Regions from separate parts of the Mus musculus genome. Here region 1 is linked to region 2. A link is a contact called in ENCODE Hi-C or POLR2A ChIA-PET data. All regions are on one chromosome and are shown on one strand. The core of a region is the stretch at or near the end of the contact, and the rest is flanking DNA. Distances in the headings are between cores, read along the strand shown. Region 1 holds the start of Tmc5 (transmembrane channel-like gene family 5). Region 2 holds the start of Arl6ip1 (ADP-ribosylation factor-like 6 interacting protein 1).

The links. A loop is a pair of places that touch in the nucleus more often than their neighbours do. ChIA-PET counts read pairs that join two places held with the same protein, here RNA polymerase II (POLR2A).
Region 1: a map of v-Abl transformed pro-B cells shows a loop between it and region 2 (3-fold over the local background). The contact joins the promoter of Tmc5 here to the promoter of Arl6ip1 in region 2. A Hi-C loop is called at or near these places in 1 of 37 maps with a recorded cell type or tissue (v-Abl transformed pro-B cells). POLR2A ChIA-PET finds 5 or more read pairs at or near these places in 1 of 5 experiments (embryonic stem cell).

Annotation. Positions count from the first base shown.
Region 1 is chr7:118,596,003-118,598,702 of GRCm38, reverse strand. It overlaps Tmc5 (transmembrane channel-like gene family 5), which reads right to left and starts at 1,406. Exons shown (of 22, transcript NM_001105252.1): 1 at 1,159-1,406. B230311B06Rik (RIKEN cDNA B230311B06 gene) reads right to left here. Exons shown (of 2, transcript NR_169121.1): 2 at 1,865-2,278.
Region 2 is chr7:118,128,202-118,130,901 of GRCm38, reverse strand. Arl6ip1 (ADP-ribosylation factor-like 6 interacting protein 1) reads left to right here and starts at 1,277. Exons shown (of 6, transcript NM_019419.2): 1 at 1,277-1,433. The coding sequence starts at 1,398.

The sequences.
Region 1 (2,700 bases), core at 157-2,656, 470 kb before region 2:
ACTGGTAGCTGAGAAATCACCTATCAACACCCACTTCAGGTAACTAACTGCCTGTAATTTGGCTCCTGGGGATGCAGTGCCCTTCAGGGGTCCTGCACTAATGTGTACAAACCACACACATGCTCATAATTAAAAATAAAAATAAAATCTTGGGGGTGCACCACCAGCACTCAAAAGGCAGAGGAAGGCAGAGCTCTGAGTTGAAGTCCAGCCTGGTCTACATAGCAAAGGCAGGCCTGCCAGGGCTACAAGAATGGAGTCAGCCCATAGACAGGGATACTCTGTCAAAAAACAAACAAACAAACAAACAAAAAACCAACAAAACAAACAAACAAAAAACAAAAACAAACAAACAAAAACCAACAACAAACAAAAACTTAAGAACAAGTAAGTAAAATTTACATTTTAAATGCAAAATGGTGAATTTTTTTTTCCTAAAGGAGAGATGGGACTTTTCTTCCTCACAAATTGAGGAAAGGCCTTAAAATATGAGAGGAAGTAGAAGATGGTCCCCTAGAGGATGGCTTGGTTTGGGACAGAGATAAGTCCCCAGCTGCCAGCAACTGAGGAATGCAGGGGTCGCAGAGAGGGCGTCGAGGAACCACAAGGCAAAAGGTCCTTTCTCAGTTGTCAGGCACCGTTTCCTGATTTCTGCCGTATTAGAGTTTGGGCATTTTGTCATCTTAGGGTGCTTAGCAGTAGCGTCCCAGAACTCTCCCCGTTTCACACAAGAGAACCCCAAGTATAGGAGACACACAAGTTCCACCCAGTCTCTCTCTTCTGGAAACCATCCCATCTAGCCAGGGACTCTGCCCTAGACATTGTGAGATGGTTCTTGCGTTGGCCGCAGGTGCCCTCCAGACCTGGCGGTAAGCGGTCGCAGGGGAAGACAGGCAGGAAGGGAGAAGTTTTTTGATATTGGCTTAGACACGTTCGGGGTTTTGGACCTGTGGCTATGGGACTTTCTTAAGAAAGGAAATTGATCTTGAAGATATTCTCATGCAAATTGCAGTTTAGACAATCCTACCCCGTTTTTTGCTACCACAGAAGGCCAGCGCTGCTGTTGGGGTGCAGAGGCTGCCGGGGCCCTTAGCTCCTAGATCCGCCCGCCCCGCTCCCGCTCCCCCCTGCTCCCCGCCCCACTTTCACCCAATCCACCTGCGTAGCTCCTGCTTCCGTGCCACAGCCGCTACCCTCCGTGCAGGGCAACCGTCTCACCCGGGCGCAGCGCCTCTCTCACACTCACAGTGTGCTCCAGCTAGGACCTAGGACTGTGCGCAGGCTGCCGCGTGTCGTCCTAGTATCCAGGGGCCGGCTACAGTATTCTTAGCATCCAGCAGGTCCCTGAAGACGGTGGCTATAGACAACTACTGCTCGTTCCAGTGTACACACACTACTGTCTCCCATGAAAGCCCCACCCCTCCGCTCAGCAGAAGCCAGGGCCATGGAGTCCCCAGGGGATGCCGGAAGGCATTGGGGCTGGAGCGACTAGCTCCAAAAGCTTTGCCGGCCACACTGTGGGAATCTAAAGAAATGCAGAGTCACATGGAGATTCGGATCACCAGAATCAGACACAGAATCAGACACCACAGTGAGGAGCACCCTGCCACTCACCACTAGAGCGACACTGTCCATCCAATAACAAACCAAGTGGTCAGGGTGGTGACCCAGCCTGTCATCCCAGATCTTTCCAAGACAGTCCCTGTGACTTAGTGAAATCCTGCCTTTCAATAGGAAGGAAAACGTCAGCCAGACTGTTGGCCCAGGCTTGTAATCTGCACTTACGAGACTGAGGCAGGAGGATTGCTGAAAGTTTAAAGCAGCCAGAGCTACAGAGGGGAAATTTCATAACAAAACAGAGAGGTTTTTTTTTTAATTACATTTTATTTATTGGGGGTCCATGGGAACATGTATGGAGATCCAAGAACAACATGTAGGGGTCCATTCTTGTTTTCCGTCACGCTGTCAAGCACAGCAGCAAGCACCTTTACCTTCTAAGCTCTCACACGGGTCTCAAGTAGCTGGACCGGCCTTGAGCTCCTGATGTGCCAGGACTATAGGCATGCTTCACACCCAGCCTGTCTTGAACAAGAGATTCTGACACTGGGCAAGATGAGTCTGGTACAACAGCTTGAATGCTCCGAGTTGTACTCGCACAGGAAACAACCACAGACAGAAGCTTTGGGGCGCTGAGGGGGTGCTGAGGTGGCGTTCCCCAGATGAGGACGTTCCGGAGACAAGCCACATAGCGCCGTGGCTCTTCTCCGTTGAACTGCACCTGAAGGATGAGGATGATAAGTTGCAAGCCATTTGCTTTCCGTTACTGTTAAGAAATGTGTGTGTGTGTGTGTGTGTGTCTGCTTCAGTACCACCCAGCTGTCGTTCTGACTATTGCAGGGGGGACATGGTGTGTCAGGCACAGCAGGGTCCCTAAGGAAGCACTGTACCAGCAAACAGACTCTGTTGCCTGTTTATCTCAGAGGCTATTATTACCTAGTTCTGCGACCAAGAAGATCACGATATGGTTATAGACATAGTTCTTTAACATACACGCAAGACCGCTCAGTTGGATAAAGGGGTTTGAATCCACGCTTGCCTGACTTCTACCCACATGGTATAAAGGTGGAGGAATTTACTACCTACTAAAAATAGTTGTCTGACTTACACACACACACACACACACACACACACACACACACA
Region 2 (2,700 bases), core at 28-2,527:
GTGTTACGAGCTTCATCTTCTGACACATTTCAAAAGGTCACTTTGTGGTAGAAAAAGAGGTGTTTGTAACCTCTGAGCCATTTGGAAGGTTAGTGAGAGCTGGATTGGGACCTGGGACTGGCCTAAACTTAAATTTTACTTTGGGAACACCGACTAAACTAAGCTTTCTGGGGCAGTAGCCAAGTTGCCAAGGAAAAACTTATTACTCTGCCCTCTCTTAGCAAAGTGACTGCTCCTGGTACCACCAAGATGGGCACCTCATTGCTTGGTAGCAGCTGTTTGGGTCCTTTTGTTCTCAATACTGAGGAGAAGGAGGGAATTCCAGGCTTTACAATTTTTGACATGATTTCTGTATCAACCGAAGTCATAATATCCCCCCCCCGCCCCGCCCACACACAATGAGCGTCCTTCCTGGTCAAAACTGTTGTCTGTACCTTCTAGTACTTTCCACAAGTTCTATGACAAATTGTATGCCCCTTTGACAGAGCCACCATAGGCCAGGAAGGGACCAGGCATATTTAGGAGCACTATGTGATCTCTCACATTTCTCTTTAACCTCCAAGGCCTTTAAAGAACCTGGGAATTAAGGAACGAAGTGTTTTTAAAAATAATTTAAAATTAGTTGAAGGTCGTATTTAGCCTGGCTTCCCCATACATCCATTAATCTATCAGTCTGAAGCCCTCCAACATCCGAATTGCTCCTCTACTCATCCATCCCTCCGAATGAAGCGCTCCCCTAGCTACCTGAAGTACTCATAGATTATCAAGTGAAGCACCCCGCAAATGATTCCCCCAAAAACTGGCTGCAAATGAAGCCCTTTAAGAGTTTGTGCATCTTCCATGTTCTCCAAAGGCCAGAGCTGGGGAGAAGGCACAGACAGCGCTCACTTGGGGCAGCCAATACTTCAGTCAGCAGGTGCCACAGCAACCTAAAGCGTCCTTGCCCTTCCAGCCTCCGCATAGGATGCCATTGCGCATCCCCTGCGCAGCTGAGCGGACAGGCGCCTGAGCGGTTTTGATTTCCAGCAGAAGAGCTAGGGACTAGAGAGGCCCCAGGATTTAGGAAGATCTGGGTGAGAGACTAGGTACGGCGGTTGAACCGCTTCCTTCCGCTCCGCCTCTCGAGGGCCACACCCCTGCACTCTGATTGGTCAGAGTCTTTCAGTTTCGCTCTCCTTTGACCTGGATTTCAAGTCATGCGCTAGCTGCCGGTTGGCCCGACTTCCCAGAAGCCGGAGTGCGGTCTACCCAATGAGGAGCGAGTTTCGCGAGGGCTGTCGGGAAAGGCAGCTAGCCTATATAAGCAGACTGCGGGGCGTTCCCCCGCGCTCGGGTTGCCTTGCTGGTGTTGGGGGGATAGTGTGTGTTCGCTCGTTGATAACCGCGAGTCTGGAACGATGGCGGAGGGGGATAACCGCAGCAGCAACCTGCTGGTGAGTTGCGGTGGTCAGTCTGTCCCCGGAGTTTCCGGATGGGCCTCCTGGCCTCGGTGGACTACCAGGGACAGCCAGGCCTTATCTCCACGGTGGAGGTCGCTGCTGGCGATCCCCAACGTCCCCCGGAATCCTGCACCATAAGGCTTGGGCCGTGCGTGAGGAAGTGTGAGAAGGGGGCTGTGGCAAGAAGGAACCTGGGTAACAGGTTGGGGCACTCGGCCGCCAGGGGCCTTGTCTAGCGCTCCGGCTCAGGCCGGAGACCTACCTGTTTTGCCCTTTGATCTTAATCTCATGTTCCGTAGATTATTTTTAATCATGATTCTTTTTCTCCTAAAACTTGGCGCAAGGGTGGAGGGTCAAAGGGCTGCTACAGAGAATTAGTTTATCGCTGACACAGAATTTGTTGGAGCTGGCTGGTTGGAGTTCACCGCAGGAAGCTGAAAACGGGTTCTGCGGAAAGGACAGTGGGGGATCCTGGCACTTGTCTGGGAACTGGCGAGGGACTCACGGGACTGGATGCAACTTTAAAAATGATTTAGCACGGATTTGACGGAGCTACACGAGATGATGGTATTAGAAGAGGGCGCGTTTGCTTCATTACAGGTCTTTGTTTTTGGTTAGGTCTTTGTTTTTGGTTTTTAAGGCTAGGTTTTCGTGTAGCTTGACGAGGCTAGCCTTGTATTTGTCATCCTCCTGTGCTGGGATTACAGTTGCGCATCACCAGGCCCTGCTAGTTTCAAATTTTTAACTGCATCACCCACCTAGGCAAGAACGAAAGATCTTTTTTTTTTTTTTTCTGTATTGTCATTCCCCAGAAAAGGCAGGCCATATCAGAAATGAAAAAAGCAATCAGCTTTTAATGCCTGCCTTTTTAACTGCTAAGTGCCGACAAGATTCTTCGGGACAGTTTTGATTAGTGCAAGATTTTCAGTTTGTATTTGTGTTTAGAGGTGCATTCCCTGTATCCTTAAATTCCCTACACACACACACACACACACACACACACACACAGTACCATACAATAGAGATGCTTACCCTGTACCCTTAAACTCCTCCTACACAATACCAGCAAACAATTCAATAAGAGGATTAATTGCTGTACAAGGAAACTATCATGGGAGAGGGCCTGATCACTACTATTTCCATCATTTTAAGGAGAGCAAGTCCATTAGTCTTGGATTTCCTGGATTTAAATATATTAACCCCTTTATGTCTCAGTCGCCTTATCTTAAAGTAGAGGTTGTGAGAATACCTTTTCCAGTTT